Regions from separate parts of the Mus musculus genome. Here region 1 is linked to region 2. The links are chromatin loops, found by intact Hi-C in ENCODE. Cell type or tissue: heart. All regions are shown on one strand. Each heading gives the region's core, and the rest is flanking DNA. Links, peaks and the distances in the headings are about the cores only. Region 1 holds the start of Mir3083 (microRNA 3083). Region 2 holds the start of Gm17382 (predicted gene, 17382).

Region 1 (8,322 bases), core at 187-8,186, 62 kb after region 2:
GTGTGTGTGTGTGTGTGTGTGTGTGTGTGTTGTACCTAAGCTAAGATTCCCTGTGTCCCTTTCCTGTTCCCAGTAGAACAGTGTCCCTTGAGGTCTATCCTGCTTGCCCAGCTGCAGCCTAGAGCAGCTCCTCTGTTGTGTTTTGGTTATATGTATTAACAGATTTTTCCCCTGGATACACCATGCGTTGAGATGTACTAGGCCTCAAGTGTTTGTGATCTAAGTTATGGAAGGTTGTTGTTGCTATTGTTGTGCTGGGGCTTTGAATCCTAGTGGGGTTTTTTTTGTTGTTGTTGGTTTTTGAGTTTTTTGTTGTCATTATTGTTTTGGTTTTTTTCCCCGACCACTGAGCTATAATGACCAACCCTGTCAGTGACCTTTGATATTTAGAAAATATGAGTAGAGTTTCCAAGAAAGCATCGAGACAGTGAAATTTTGAAAGCATTGTGAGGTCTAGGCACAATTCCCAGGTGTTTATCTTTCTGTCTGACCTGCAATTTGGGTAAATTTGAGAATGGTGGCCATCATCAGTAAGGGGATGGAGTTTCCTAAAGTTACTCTAGGGCCTGGAATGAAGCTCAAAGGCCAGTTCTCCTGAAACATGCCCAAGTTAATTACCCTGCACAGGTGATAGCCCTGGACTTTTCTTCCTGTGAACATCCTCCAGTTGATCCCTTAAGCCTAGTTTTATCACTCCAATATCACCAATCTAACTCTTCTGACTCCCTGAAGGCCTTTCCTTCACTGTGTCCCCATAAATGGTATGTGGCAACGATGCTATCGAGACAGCAAAGATGGAGCACCTGAGTGTGCATAACTGTTGATCCCATTTTTTTTTTTCTGGAAATTTGTTTATTGTCAGATTTCATCTTGGGAAGTTCCTCTGACATGAGGTGTGGCTGTTCCACTCTTTCCTCCACTCTTTCTAAGTTCCTCAATGTGCCCAGTGACAGCCAGGTGCGGCTGTCAGCTTGTAGAGTTGGCTCCTCCCTATCTATGAAGATTGGGTGGGAAGAGGAGGGCTGACTCCGGAGCCTGCTGTGGACAGAGAGGCCAGACCAGTCTTTGGTCATCGGAGCAGATCCCTGATCCCTGCACAGCCAGATGCAAAGACGAGCTACCTTCCCCTTGGTAACGTCTCCAAAAGGGTGGCCAGGGTAGGAGTAGGGAATTAAGGGAAGAAGAGAGGGGAGGCCTCACGCCTCTCTGAACATATAAGACCCCCCCCCATTCCTTTCTTTCTTCTTAATTGTTTAGTTCTCAGAATCTCATGACTCAAATATGCTTCAGTGCACCATCTTCTTTTCCACAGCTGGGTACCTCATATTCTCCTAAATATGTGAGGCCGCATCCATTGTAAGCAGCTTATTAATGCCCTTCCTCTCTGTGTCTTTTGCCAGTTTCATAAATCTCTACCCCTCAACACTAGTGAACAGGCCGAGTTTTCCCCCTTCTACTGCCCCTAGTAAAGTCCCTCTCTGTCATGTGACTAATTCTCATCTTTGAAGCCACGCTCATCCCCTTCCTGGAACCTCCCATGATGCCACTCAGCATGAAGGACCATCCCCCGACCCAAGACCTCTCCAGGCGGGTGGTGCCCCTTTTCCCTCTCTGCAGACTCTCCTTCCCACTTTAGGTTTCTACACCCAGCGTATAGACCCTCCCTCACTGTCTGTGTGTCTCTGTCCCCCAGATGTACGGGGACCCCCTATGCACCGAACCCAATACGTTCATTCCCCGTACGATCGTCCTGGCTGGAACCCTCGGTTCTGCATCATCTCGGGGAACCAGCTGCTCATGCTGGATGAGGATGAGGTGAGCGGGGTGAGGAGGAGGTGGGGCAAGCGGAGAAGACTGACCACGGAGAGAGGACGATGGGGAGAGTCCTCTTCAGTGAGCGGGAGAGAGAGAGAGAGAGAGCCCTAAGAACAGGAAGGAAAAGAGACAGGAGGTGGGAGGAGGGCGGCCATTGGGGTTGTTGTACACAGCCAAGGTGTTAAGAAGATAGACAACCTTTCTTTGACTTCCACTAGAAGGTCTTTGAGGCCATTGGAAGTGCTGCGGAGGAGCTATGGTTCTGAAGTCGTGAGGGTGCCTACTGATTTCACCCTATCCATATTATGGGGGAAGGAAAGTGAAGAGCTTAAAGCAAGTGAGGAAGGGGGGCCTTCCTTCCTCCAAAGGGGTCCTCAGCTTTCTCCTCCCCGCCTCTCCTAGCTCTTCATCACAGGGCACAGTGCAGGCTAAGACTAGGCGATCCTGAGGAAAGTCAGGAGAAGTGGGAGCGGCTGGAGGGACTGACAGACCACAGGGGTCACTGGATTTTGGCATGAATGGAAACAAAAATGGTGTGAGCTTCAGACTAGGTTTCCTTCTGCCTCTACAGGGAAGGTTGGGTTTCAGGAGAGGACATGGAAGGAAGAGGTAGACAACTGTAGTGTGGGGACCTGTGCACAGGAGCAGGACTTGGACTAGCCAGAGTGAGGAGGTGGAATGGCCAGGGCAGGGCGTCTGGAAGGAGATGGTTAGTGGTCATGTGAGGTCTAAGAGTCTAAAGGGTGTTGGTTCCATAGTAGGAATGGGCCCAATTCTGAAGGGTGAGGCCCCCATTTGTGATTTGGGGAGCCATCTTCAGAGAGTGTAGGGTGCCCCAGTAGAGGCAATGAGAGTTGTGCCTAAACACTGTGGGGGCTGGGCTGGATTTGGGGCTAACCAGGGTGTAGAGGAGCCTTGAAGTCAGGTGAAAATGTGGACAGAGAATGTCCAGATCATGAACTACAAGTGTCTGACAGGGAGCATGGTAATTGGCCGCAGGAGAGGTGGCCTGGTGGACCTAAGTTTGGAATACTGGAAGGCCTTTGAGTGATTTGCTATTGGTCATCAGCCTTGACTAAGGATTTGAAGTCCATTGGGTGGTCTGGGAAAAAGAGCCGATAGGAGTGGGAAGTGCAGCAGTGAGAAGGAAGGAATCAGACATGGAGACAGGGGACCCACTAGCCACCCGAGGCCAACAGGAATAGCCTGTCTGGTAGGAAGGTGGGAGTGGGAAGGCGAAGATGGAGCTGGAAGAATGAAGGCCCTTGGGAGCTAGAATTGGGCGGATGGTGGGGCTGGGGCCTCGTGGGAGTCTAGCTTCTGGTAGGGGTGGAGGTTAGGATGACGACTCCCAGGGGGAGCTGAGGTGAGGCCTAGGGAAAGGTAGAGCTGAGGGGAAGAGGGTAAAGGAAGAAGATGCAAAGGGGGGTGGGGGGAGGTGACCAGGCCTTTTTGGGGGAGGGGAGGTTGGGTCCCAGTCTGGCCGCAAGCCGGGCTGTGGGAGGGAGACAAGCTGTGGAACTGATTATAAATGCAGCTGTGACAAGCTTGAGAGAGAGAAGGGGGCGAGGAAGGTAGGAGGTTGGGAGGGAAGCGGGGGAAAATGGACGAACTGAAGGTCACAGGGAAACCAGACTCAGGAGGTAGCTAACTCCTGTGGATTTGCTGGAAGCGCTAGTGGGGTTTGGGAGAATTCTCTAAACTGTTTGAAGAGAAATGGAGGGAGAGCAGGGAAACGAGAAGTCCCCTCACCAGGGCCAAGGGAAATGGGCAGGGGTGGAAGGGGCAGGTGGGCTGGCAAGGGGCCGGCCTTCCATGAAAGGGGAAAGGAGGGATGGCGCAGGCCCGTGAGGTCTGACACACTCCCCAATCCCCTAGATACACCCCCTTCTGATCCGCGACCGGAGGAGCGAGTCCAGCCGAAACAAACTGCTGAGACGCACCGTCTCTGTGCCAGTGGAGGGGCGGCCCCACGGCGAGCATGGTACGGCGGCCGAGCAGGCTCGTGCCCCGGACAGTCTCGGGGAGCGCGGGCGGGGGCGGAGAGCAGCCGTGATCCCGATCCCGATCCCGAGGACAGGGCGCCCTCGTCCGGGCTGCCGGGCTGCGCGGGGTACCGGGGCTGTTGGTGAGCGGCCCCCGCGCGTCCATACACTGCTTAGCTTTGCTCCCCTTTCCTCTCCAGCAGTGAAGTTTGACTGTTTCCCTGGTGCTTGTAAAAATAATCTGCTTAGATCTTTAGTCTCCTGTCTGTGCTCCTGGCCCAGGCCCTCGCATCCTCCTTCTGAGAACTTGGAATGACCTATTCCCTGCCCTCCCCCAGACCCGAGTCCCGCTCGCAAGCTCCCATCTTTTTCCAGATCTTCAGGCCTGTGGCCTTTCCTTCATCTTTCCCCCTCAATTGATTCCGTTTTCTGCAGTCGTATCACTCCCTATTTTCTTGATTTTCCCCATTCTCATTTTCCATTTCCCCTTGATCCCCGTGTTCCTCCCCTCTGCTCTGGGAACTCCGTCAGACCCCCATCTCCTCACTGTCTCTCCAACTCTCTCCCTCTCTCCATCTGTCTCTTCCCCTTCCTCCTCCCTTCTGCCCCCCACCCCCCTCTTTAGTCATTTAAAAAAAGATTTTTGTCTTCCTCTGAGAAGTTCGCTTAAAAGGTTTCCATGGGAACAGTGAGGGGAGATGAAGGCAGAGAACAGGGATCTGCAGCCAAGGTGCAGAGAGACGCCCTCAGTCCCCGGAAGCCCCCTGCCACTGCCCAGTTCCTCAGCATTTCTCTTCCATGACGCCCACCCAACCCCATGAGACCCCTTTATCCCACCATTTCTTCCTCCCCAGGGTTACAGGCTTCCTTAGAGAACCAGAAGCCCCTGTTATCCAGCCAGCTGCCTGCTGATAGGCCTAGGCCTCACTGCCCTTGGGGGCCAGCTTTGGCACCCCAGGCTGGTGGTCAGGGATGTATGTCACTGTCATGGAAACTGACATGAGGGTGTAGGTAGCACGCTGAGGCTAACCAGGAGGCCGCTGTGGTGAAGAGTGTATAGAGAATGGGTGATGTCTGTCTGTCGAGTCCATGTCAGGCATGTTTTTTGTTTGTGCAGTGTGTACCTGTGTGCACTGGAATGGTAACATGCTCACAGAGCGTGTTTGTCATGTGTCCTGCTGTTGGCAGTTGGCCGCTCTGCCCACACAGTTCTGTTTCCTTAGAGTCCTCAGAGTGCTGAGGCCTTTGGTGTGGGTCTCCTGTGTTTAGGGTGAAGTTAAGGTGGCCTGTAAAGGTTACTGACTGTATTGGGGCTTAGTAAAGGCTGGGAATGTTTCGGAGATATACATATATATCTCTGAAATATTCCCAGCCTTTACTTTATATATATATATATATATATATATATATATATATATATATATATATATATATATATATAGGCAGGGTTTATTAGAAGTTAGTAGGTGGTGAGTGTTTGGAATCTTCTGAGGAAAATAGAATGTGTAAAGGGCATGGAGGATGTGCAGGGGACATAAAGGGTTTTGGGATTGGGGGGGGGGGCTCCACTTTGCAAAGGTGTTTGCTGAGGCTGTGGACGCTCCAGCCCGGGAGAGGTCGCCGGACCTTTGAGGGCATTGGAATCTAGGGCTCCTCCTCTGCTGGGTGGAGCTGCAAACCCTCACTCCCTTCAAGGGTTTCTAGCTCTCTCTTTCTCTCTCTTTTTGGGGGTGGGGGTCCTGTTCACGAGGCGATGATGGGAGGCCTAGTTGGTTTTGGGGGTCCCTCTGTCCCCCTCCCCCGTCTCTCTCGCGCTGTCTCCGGGCGACGGGGCTCGTGACAGAGGCGGCCACGGCAGCAGCGGTCGCCTAGCAACGGCGGCGGGGCCCGGGCAACGGCGGCAGCGGCGGGAGCGGCGGCGGAGGGAGCCGTTCCCGCGGCTGTCACCGCGCGGCCGTCCAGGCCGTCCCGGGCCCCGCCACCGCCCCACCGCGTCGGGCGGCGCGAGCCGGGCCGCCGCCCCCTCTCCCTCCGCACCCGCCCCTCCCCCGCGCAGAGCGGGCCCCTCCCCCATCGGGGGACACCCTCGACCCCCCGGGGGGCGGTGCGAGGTAAGGGCGGGGCCGGGCGGACGAAGCGCGCGCGTGGGGGGCTGCGCGCGTGGGGCGGGGGCGCGCGTGTGCGTGGGTACGGGAGGGGCCTGGGGAGGCCGCGGTGGCGGCGGCGGCGGCGGCAGCTGCTCCCTCCGCATGTTCTCGCTGCATCTTCCGAGTGGGGGGAGTTATGGTAACCGGAGCGGGGGGGGGGGGCAGTAGAGGTCGGGAGGGAGGGGGTCTGGGCAGCTTCCTGCTTGTGACCGCGCGTGGGGGCGGCTGGTGTGAGGGGGTCTTGGAGCCCTACTGGAGGGCCAGCCCTGGTGTTTGCGTATGTGATCTTGACCGTGGTTGTGCCCCTGTGTGTCGGTGCATGTGCACATGGGGCCCAAATCCTCTTGCACACGTGTAGCCAGCACTGTGCAGGTATGTCCTGTCTTGCCCCGCCTCTGCCAGTTAACAGCCTGAGGGCCTGTGGGGCCAGCCACCGGTTTATGGGGCAGTCTGTGGACATACTAATTCATGTCACCTCTGACCCTGAGTGTGCATGTCCCCGGTTGAGGTTGATGTGTAGGAATGTGTGGCTGGCCAAATGAGAATTTTCAGTGTCCCTGGTGGCAGGTGTGTGTCTTTGCATGTGTGTTCCAACACTGGCCTGAGAATCTGTGTCAGTCCCAGCATGGGTGTCCAGGGCGTGTCTGGATGTGGGTGGTGGTATGCCAGTGTTCCGGTGGTGAGGACAAAGTGTGTGAATGGTTCCTTACAGTCTGACTGCATGAAACACCTTTGGACTAGGCAGATATGAGCCTCTCTGCCTGGCCCCTAGATGGGGACAGAAAAGCTTGAAGGGAAAGAAGTGAAGGGGTAGAGGGAAGTAAGGATGAGAGTCACCAAGAGGAGGAGAGCAAAGAGCAAGGGAGAGAGAATGTCTGGAGAATGGGAATCTAAGAGCACTGAGCTGGACTTAGAGAAAAGAGGGCAGAGGACAGGGAAGTTGGGAGGTAGCTGAAGAGCCAGGCCTCTCTGTGGAGCATTCTGAGAGGGTGGAGAGAAGTGGATGCAGGAGGGCCTAGGCTGCCCCGTCTGTAGGAGGCTATCCAGTCACAGAGGCTGCTTCCCAGTGAGGCCTGTCACCACGGAGACTGCAGAGCGTGCCCTCCCCCCAGGTTCTCTGCTCCCTCTCTAGCCCAGCTCCTCATCTTCCTCTGGCACCCTCTCTCCCTGGCTCCCTTTGAGAGCTGTCAGCTGGATATGGAGAAGAAAGGCTACACGTAGGGTAGGGATTTGGGGGATTGGAGGGTAGGAGAAATGTTTGTGGGTGATGTCAAGATTAGAGACATTGGAGAGGCGGAGTCCAAGCCCTTGCTCTGTGTGTGTGTGTGTGTGTGTGTGTGTGTGTGTGTGTGTGTGTGTGCAGGGTGTGTACTGTGTGGGTGTATGCACAATGCCTATGTTACGGGTCTGTGTAGGTGGCTGTTGTGTGTGTGCTTGAGTGTATCTATCATGCAGGGATGGGACATAGAGACCCAGCATGGCAGTGTGTGCTTTTCAGGTTTGCTGTGTGTACATGGCTGTGTGCTTTTCTCTGTCTATGTCACCGCAGGCAGCACTAATGACAGGACACCCCATGTTCCTGTCAGTCTGCCCTCTCCTGTGCTTTTTGCCTCGTTCTTGTGTCAGAGTCCTTGGGAACATGTGTGTGGCCTCCATGCACCTATGACTTATTTTTGAGGTCCTGATATGGTGTGTCTTTCCTCCAGGAACTGTACAAAGCAATTAGCTGATTTTGCCCCCTCTGCAAATGCTTGTAGTTCCAAAAGAAGGTTTTAGTGGATTTAAACTTAAGGCCTCTATGCCTTTATTAGAGATGCATGTGTGTGAAAATAATGGCTGACCCAGGTTCCCTGGAGTGAGAGTAAGGCAGCCATACCTGAGAGATGCAGAAGAGTGGATGAGGAGGGAGCCATGCGGGGCTCTGGGTGACACAAGGCTCACTAACACATTTGCTCCTCATTTTTTTGTTTTATTTGTTCTGTTTTCCTGGTAGCCATCACAGATGCTGGTGATTAGAGTCATGGAAAAGCTAGAAGAAAGCTGGGGGGGGGGGTGTTGAGAGGAGGGAGCTGTCCCGAGTCAATGAATGTGTTTGTACTGTTAATGTGAAGGATGAGTGTTTGTGCTTTATCTGACCATGGTCAGGATGTATGTGTACACGGTGCAGGGGCGACCCAGGGGGCTACAGCCTACTTAAGCATGGGTCTCAGGGTTTACATGTCCATTTATGTAGGGTACTGCCCACATGATGGCCGCAGAGTCCACTCCAGCAGTTCTCATGTGGCTGTCTGAGTTCAAGTGTGTCTACCCCATGGCAGTGCTCACAAATGTCTAGGCATGTGGGGGTCCCCATGCTCAAGGCTGTCTGTACGTCT
Region 2 (8,322 bases), core at 300-8,299:
CATTCAGGGTGTGTCTTCCATGCTTAACTAAACCGTTTCTCATGGAATTGTTACTATGGTGACTCTAAATCCAGTCTGGTGGCACATGCCTTTAATCCCAGCACTCAGGAGGCAGAGGCAGGCAGATTTCTGAGTTCGAGGCCAGCCTGGTCTACAAAGTGAGTTCCAGGACAGCCAGGACTACACAGAGAAACCCTGTCTTGAAAAAGAAAAATCAAATCCATGGTCAATATTAGCCATGATAACCCTACCCCTCCACACTTAAACATCACTTCATGTCATGATCTTCTGCCACTTTCGGTTCTGAGAGTCTTGTTTTCATCTCAAAATGCATATGCATTTAGTTTGTCTCTAAAAGTTCTTGGAATCTTTGACAGTCTCACACTGTTGAGAAGTCCAAAACTGAAGGCATCTTCTGAGCCACAAGGCAATCTCTTAGCTGGCCGTGAAGCCTATAGAAAGCAGTTATACACGCCTAAAGATCGTGGTGAGGCGTGCACATGGCACATGTGCATCCCAAAGGCGTTTGCTCAGCAAATATTCCCCTGCTACCTTGTCTGGGTGCTGCGTTATGCACTGGGGGATCCTGTGGTATAAAGGCACCCACTCTAGGGATCTTACCCATTAGTTAAACTTCACTCGTTACTACTGAAGCTAGTCCTGGGCACTGTTCTCCACTGGCTTGTGGGAGAGAGGGAGGGAAAGAGGGAAGGAGGGAGGGAGGGAGGGACTGTTCTGGAACAGCCCTCTGGTTCCTTATTAGTTACTCTGGGACAATGTTCCTGACAGAAAGAACTTCAGGGGCAAAGGCTCATGTGGGCTTTTGGTGGAGAGACATCTTGGTTTATCACAGGAAGGAGGAATGACACTGGGCACCCATAGCAGGGACTTTTCGGTGACTCCTTTTCTCATGATGGCAGGCAGGAGGCAGAGAGCCTGGGTGGGAACCAGAAGTAGGTCTGCCCCTCAGGGGTTAGTTCCTATTGATCCACCTCACCAATCAGGTCTTATCTGCAAAGGCTCATGGTCTTCAATGGAGGAAACCTGGTGTTATAAATTGTGATTTAAACTTTTTCCAGCAGATATTCATACCCATGGCATAAAATGGAAGGTTTTCAAACAATCCACACACTCTCCACTGCATTCTACGCCATCTCTGTGTTGCTTGGAAAGTCTGGGTAAATACTTGTTGCTTTGTGTTGTTCAGCCTTGTACATACTTAGTGCAGACCCAATTTCCCCAATGTCCTTGGTCCCCGCTTGTGAATATGCAGATATTGGTTTGATGTGCAGACCTGGGACCTCTGGCACAAAAGGTTGCCTGAGATTGAGACCTGGGGAATAGGGAGCTGACAGGGTGGGGGTGGGGGCACTTAGCTCAGACTTGGAAGAGGGCTGAGTTCTCCAGAGACCTCCCCACATGGTCCCAGACCACTAAGTTCAGAGAGAAAGGTGACCTCACATTTTTAATAATCTCTGGCATGGAGCTGGTTCCCTAGGGCCCGTGAGAGATGGATTGTAAATCTTTGGGCCATTGTCCCAATGCCTGGCTTTGTCTGAGTCATGGACACTATTCTGTGATAACCACTGGTATGGGAAGCCATGGTACTGGGCTAAGGCTTCAAGACAGGCTCACATGGGAGTGTAGTGACTCAGACTTGTTTTCTGGGTAATTCTTAGTTCCAGAATGTACTGGGAAAAAGTCTGTTTGGCCCAGGAACCCTGAGGACAGAAACCAGGACCAGACATAGGAAAGGCTAGGCTAATGAATCTAGGGGAGAGATATATGAAATGTCACCAGTTCATCACATTACAAAAGGTTACAAACTCAACTTGTTTGTTTGAGAAGGATTATGCTATAAGGCCCAAGGTGATCTTGAACTTGGCGTCCTCCTGCCTCTAGTCTCGTGTGCTATGGGACTCCAGGCTATACCACCACAATTGGTTTTCAACATACACTTTTATATCTTTTCTTCCTGTCCCATGTTCTGTCACCGTAAGATGATAGAGGTCCAACCAAGTCAGGGAAGTGGCCTGACCCAGCTGGGTGCCTGTGTCCTCTCTGGACTCTTGGGATATGCTGAGTGGTATAGAGACACAGGGGCCAGGAAAGGGAGGATGGAACGCCTTGGGGATGTTAGCAGGAAAGGAGGCCAAGGGCGGAAATAGAGCCTGAGGAGGATGTGTGTCACAGCAGCTGGACTTAGCCAAACATTTTGGGAAGCCATTTCTAATAATGAATGTCTTCATGAAAGAACAAGCCACCTGGTGCAGCCCGGGTGCCATTTGCAGTTTAAGCTGTGGCTGGGAGTTTTAGGGATGTTGGATTAAGTTGTGTTTGCTTGGGTGTCAGTGTCAGCCTTAGTACTGAGAAACCACGTGACTTCTAAAAACCGCTCTCTGTAGCCTTGGGGTTCATGCTTGAAAGGTGAAAGGCGCCACCTTCTAGGCATTAGGCAAGTCCACCGGGTGACACTGTGTGTCCTGTGACACTGTGTGTCCTGTGACACTGTGTGTCCTGTGACACTGTGTGTCCTGGGCTATGCTCAGTACCTAATTAACCAGACTGCCTAACACAGAGCAAATATTTACCATAGGACACAAGGATCAGGGGACTGAAGGCTGTACAAGTGAAGACCTGAGACTTCGGAGCTCAGGAGCGCTCTTTCTCTCTCTCAATCTCTCTCTCTCCACTTTCCCCTCTTCTTTTCCCTCCCTTTGAAATGCAAAATTTCTATAGTCTTTTTCCCAGTTACCATCCCCTGGGAGCCTCTGGAGACCATTTGATGAATGCTGACCCACAGGATTGTCTTCTTCACACACAGGGGACACCCTTGCCAGCACAGCGGGCGTTGTAGTGGCATTATGGGCAACCCTACATTTCCTCCAGACAGCGAAAGGATGCTGTGAGCTTAAAGCAGAATCTAGAGAGGAAATGCCCCTGCTATTTCCCTTAGCAGTTTGTTTTGTTTTTCAAGACAGGGCCTCGATGTATAGCCCTGGCTGTCCTAGAACTAGCTCTGTAGACCATGGAACTCACAGAGATCTGCCCACCTCTGTCTCCTAAGGGGTTAAGGGTATGCGGCAGCACTGACTGGCCAGCAATTCAGCTTTTATTGCTACCTAGCCTACTTATCCCAGTAAGCCTTCCTCTTGGGGAGTGTGTATTCTCTAGATAGACACACTTTCCGAGTTTTTCCAGCCGCTTTCCTCAGTGTGCTACAGCTCTTTATCATTATAGCGTTACATACTCCAGTAAGCACGTTTGACTTGCCTACCTGTGTCACTTATTTTTTTTTTTTTAATTTTAGAGACAGGGTCTCCTGTAGCCCAGGGTGGCCTCCATCTTACTGTGATGCTAAGGATGAGATCTTGTTCTGAGCTTTCTGACTGCCCCTCCTGAATGCCACTAGACCCCGTTCACTTGGTGCTGGAAACAAACCCAGGGCCCCTTGCATACTGTGAGCACCCTGCCCAGTGAGCTATCTCTCCAGTCCCTTGTGGCCTTTCAACTTCCCTCGCAGGCCGACGGCTCCCTCAGGCAGTCTCTGCCTTAATGTTTGGCAATTTACTAGTTTATTTCCAAGAGCCTGCCTGTTCCCAGCCAACAGCATTCTTGGGCTCAGAGAATTCCCCATCTTTGTTTTGCAATGAGGGAGACGGCGCGAGCTTTTCCTTTCTCTGGAGTTGCTCTGTGAGTGTCAGGAGCAGGCTGGCTCAGTTTATCTAGGATTTGACAGTCAAGGCTGGGAAAGCCAAAAAGATAGGTTGTCGTCCAAAGCACAATGTCGCCGACCTTTGAGAGCGCGTAGGAACTGCAGGGCTGGGAGGCGGGGCCTGTGCCACGGGGAGGGCGTGGCGATGAGGAGAAGACCGCTGTCCCTATCGGTTTGGAGATGGGTCTGGGAAAGCTAGGCAGCAGTCCCCAAGCTGCTGCTGGTCTCGCTTTAGTTTCGTTTTTAAAAATTCTACTCATATATCTAGTTTATTTCGTTCTGTGGACAGGGAAGCCGGGTGGGGGTGTGTAATACCCACCACGTGGCTGTCTTTTGCTGGATGGCTTAAAGGCATCAGTGCTAACTTTCATAGCAAAGATATTGCAACTGCTGTCTAATAAACGGAAAACCTAAGGCCCAGAGATACCCAGTCACTGGCCCAAGGTCACCCTAGTATCAGATGCAGATGGTTTGAATGGAGCTTTGGTGCTTTCTAACCTTGTCCTGTTTGCTATGTCAGGGCCATCTCCAACAAGACTGTCAGAAAAATGAGGAGCAGAGCCCAAGATGATTGGAACATCCTTTGTGACCCGAGAACCCTGCTACTGTTCCCAGAGCTCTGCCCCTTGACCCTACTGAGGCTCCAACAGACTGGCACCAGGTAGGTACCAAGGCGGCCAGGGCCCCATGCATCCTGGTACCTCAAGGGCAATATTAAGCAATCACAAGGTGCCAGCTGTCCTGTGGCTCAGTTGTGTCTCCCACCCCAGTACCGAACTATCCTCTTGGTAGCAACGTGTGCTTAAAAAACTCAGAAAGTAAGCAAAGGAAAGGCAAGCAAATAAAATTTCCATATTCTTACATCCCAGATATCATCACTTTGCCGCCGCCGCCGTCATCATTATCAGTAACAAATGATAGAATGCATTTAAATGGCAAAACAGTTACCTCAATATCACAGCAAGCAGAAAAAAGAAATAACTTCCTGGGAGTCCTTCCAGAATTTTCTTCAGTCATGGACCTGGGGACATATATTTAAAATACGCCTGTTGGACCGCACTGGGAGCACCTCATGTCTTCGGTTTTTCTCCCGCGACGTTTGCGGGACCCTGTCCCAGCACAGTTGCCTGGGAAGAGCATGCCACATCGGTTTTCCCGATTTTCTTCCGCATTCGCCGACACGTGAGTTCCACGCTGAGCACGTGGGTCCTAAGCAGCACTGCTAGAGAACCAGTTGCTGGCCCTGCGGTCTAGCTGCGGCGCTGGGGCTGCGGACTGCTGCCCTCTCGTGGCCAGTCAGGGGAACGCCTCGAGAGTCCCAGCCCTCCAGGATCTCACCCATTCCCTCCCGCGGCAGCTCAACAGCCTGCTCTTGGTGCCCGAAAAGGACAGAATCTTCGTTCTTCATCTCTCATGCTCACCCAGGGGCCAAATCTTGCCTCAGTGAGGCAGCTGTGAAAATTAGTTGGAGCAAGGATGCTTGTCAGGTACTCCTAAGTTGGGGAACTCAGATAATGCCAGGTACCTGCTGGGTGTCCCGCACAGTGCTAAGAGACAGGGGATTCCTTATGCTTGAATTGAACCAGCAAGGGCAGGCGCACTTAGCTTTGCCGCGTGATTAGCTAAGCTGAATGCTAGCATCTATTACCTTCCCTTCATCTACCCACCTAACTAACTCACCCATCCACTTATCTATATATCTATTCAACTACCCATGGGTCCTTCTTCAGTCATTTACAATTCTTCCCTGATTATCAACATACTGAGTGCTGAGTTCTGTCACTTTGGATACGTTTGACGTTCACTTTCCACAAATTTAAACTGCAGGTAACAAAAGCTAAGTTAGATGTCAGACGAGAAAGCAAAATAATGTCCATGAAATCCCTCGAGTACGGGATGCTCTGTGAACAGCATTTGTCATCTTATGGAAGTATCTGCTTTTGTGAGGAAGGCGGGATGCAGGTTCATGCAGCTGGGGCACACACTGTTGTGTGATTGTAAGGCACATACGAGCAGAGCCATTGTGTGTAGGCCGAAGGCTAACGCAGTGTGAAGGGAGGGCTGAGGGCTTGGTCTGGCATCATTAGCCTGATTCTCAAGAGATGGGACTGCAAAACAGAAGAGGAGGTGCCTGGAGAAGGGATACCTCAGCAATGATGATTGTCAGCCATGGAACCCCCCACAGCAGGTGGGCCCCATTCCTGTTGGAGGCTGAAAAACATCAAGAGACCTGATTTGTAAGTTTTTTAAATGATATTATCCAGGAGTCCTCTGTGAAACCAGACAGAAATGACTTTATCAGCTATTCTCAACCTGTGGGTCGAGACCTCCTTGGAGTCGAGCCACCCTTTCCCAGGGATCACTTAAGGCCATCTGCACATCAGATGCTTACATAGTATGATTCATACCAGTAGAAAAATTACAGTTATGAAGCAGCAATGAAAATAATACAGGGGTCACCACAGCCGACTGCAGAGGCGGAATTCAAGATTCTGACTGAGCGGGGCGTGGTGGCGCACGCCTTTAATCCCAGCACTCGGGAGGCAGAGGCAGGCAGATTTCTGAGTTCGAGGCAACCTGGTCTACAGAGTGAGTTCCAGGACAGCCAGGGCTACACAGAGAAATCCTGTCTCCAAAAGCAAACAAACAAACAAACAAGATTCTAACTGAAGCAAGCAGGCACCTTCTGCTTGCCAGTGATTATGAAGCGTCCTCTTCTTCATGTGCCTGTGAGGTGGGGCCATTGCACATGTGTTTGAGGAAGAGTCTGAGGGTCAAAGAGGGTAAATAACTCACCCAGGACATCCCTGACTTCTCTCATATGCTTCTTGAAGGTTTAACTCCAGGCAAGAGCTACCTCGCTCTTCCTGAGTCTTTCAGGCTGGCCTGAGCTCTTGCTTTTCCAAGACAAGACTTAAGTGGCCCCTCTTTGTCAGGAGTGACTGTCAGGATTTCCTCTCTTTAGAAGGGAACCTGAGCCTCAGCCCAGGCTCCCCCAGCTCTCCAGTCCATTGAGTAAGACGATCCCTGGGGACTTGATAGGGACAGAGGCATGCTTCCTGCCCTGGGCTGTCTGCTGGAGGCTTACTGGCTTTTCTTTGTAAATACTCTCTGAAATACTTTAGTATTTCATTTGATTTAATTGCATGTGTGTGACTCATGTGCTGTATGCATTCTGGGTACCATGCACATTCCTGGGCCCCTTGGAGGACTGCCACATGGACGGGAACCAAACTGGGCTCCTCTGCAAGAGTAGTGAGTGCTTTCAACCAGAGTCGTGCCTCCAGCCCCCTTAAAGCAACTCTTTAAAAATCAAAACAGTTTGATTTTACAAATAAGAAGAAATTAAGAGCTCAAGCCGTTATTGCAGATAGATCTGTGTTCCAACAAGTTGTCACGAGGAAGGTGACAGCATCTACATCTAGGCAGGCTGGGAATCTACCTTCATAGGGGCCCTTGGGGGAAGTAGAGGCATGGGGAGTGGACTGCTCTGCGAACCAGGGAGTAGCTGCTGCTCTGTGACTGAGTAAGAAGGCAGGGGCAAAGCCCCCAGCAGACAGAGGGATGGGCACATTGCAGGGAAGGGCTAGGCAGCCTTGATGCAAAGGAGGGTAGCTACAGGAAAAATGGCTGTGCAGAGGGAGACATTTGATATCTGGGCCTAGGGTAGCAGGGAAGCCACGTGGAGTGAGAAGAGTAGGGCTTTCTTAGGGTCCCAGGCAGGCTGCACAGAGGCTCTACCCACCAGCATCCCTAACCCACATGTGCCAGGTGGGAGCCATTACCTGACACCCCCACACTGTTTACTTGTATTAGGTAAAAAAACAAACTCAGAAAACAAAACCCAATGGTTCACACTTCAACTCAGTACTCCTTCCCCTAGAAATGGGTGAAAATTAGTCTCCCAGGTCTAGGTGCAGGGACGCTCAAGAAGCTGTGGCAGAAAAGGAGGTCGAAGGGGTGAGGGAGAAAAGGGGATCAATGTTTGTTTATTTATTTATTACCCTAGTGAGGAGGACTGGACCTAGGCCCTACGCATGCTAGGCACACTTCCTGCCCCTGAACTAGATGCCCTTTCTGTCTTGTTACTTTTAGTGTTTTGAGACAGAGTCATTACTAAGTTGCCCAGGCTGGCCTTGAACTTGAGATACTCCTGTCTTAGCCTCCCATGTACCCGTGATTATAAACCTATGCCACAAGGCCCAGCTAATGTCAAGAACAGACCCTCTGTGTTCAATGAAGGAAGTCCAGGAGGTAGGTGTGGGTACATCAGACTCTTGTCCCATTAGAACACACCATGAACTCCCCTTTGGGAGGAAGAGTAATGACTCAGCTGAATTTTCACCGTTTTATTGATGGGGCTATCAAGATGGAGGTTCTCCTGGTTTTGAACCTAGGAATCCTGTACTATAGAAGGTCGCCTGGCAGTGGCTGATGCACCACGTGGCTGTTCTCCCTCTGAAGGAACATCAAGGAGTCAGGAGACACCTGGAGTGTGAGATAGGAATATGGAAGTGGAGAAGTAGCTGAGACATGGATATTTGCTACATGGAATAGGGGTCCTCTCCTTTCTGTTTTTCTGTCTGTTTGTTTTTTATTTTGTTTAT

The links. Peaks named below come from ENCODE experiments on the same cell type or tissue, not always from the same donor. Only the 100,000 strongest peaks of a DNase experiment are listed, where the experiment ranks them.
Region 1: it touches region 2 in a loop (5-fold over the local background); 2 of 42 quality-filtered maps call a loop at or near these places.

What each region holds. Positions count from the first base shown.
Region 1 is chr17:26,942,940-26,951,261 of GRCm38, forward strand. Syngap1 (synaptic Ras GTPase activating protein 1 homolog (rat)) reads left to right here. Exons shown (of 19, transcript NM_001281491.2): 2 at 1,694-1,815; 3 at 3,694-3,799. Mir3083 (microRNA 3083) reads right to left here and starts at 5,180; the gene lies at 5,117-5,180. It overlaps Gm51291 (predicted gene, 51291), which reads left to right and starts at 5,121; the gene lies at 5,121-5,177. In heart, for the core only: CTCF peaks have their summits at 3,916, 5,420 and 6,514; DNase peaks (open chromatin) are centred at 3,812, 5,582, 6,282, 8,162 and 2 weaker places; H3K4me3 peaks cover 3,664 bases; H3K27ac peaks cover 4,122 bases.
Region 2 is chr17:26,881,304-26,889,625 of GRCm38, forward strand. Gm17382 (predicted gene, 17382) reads right to left here and starts at 4,943. Exons shown (of 3, transcript NR_168075.1): 1 at 4,664-4,943. In heart, for the core only: CTCF peaks have their summits at 3,796 and 5,009 (motif pointing left); DNase peaks (open chromatin) are centred at 3,808, 4,958 and 6,748; H3K4me3 peaks cover 2,547 bases; H3K27ac peaks cover 4,754 bases.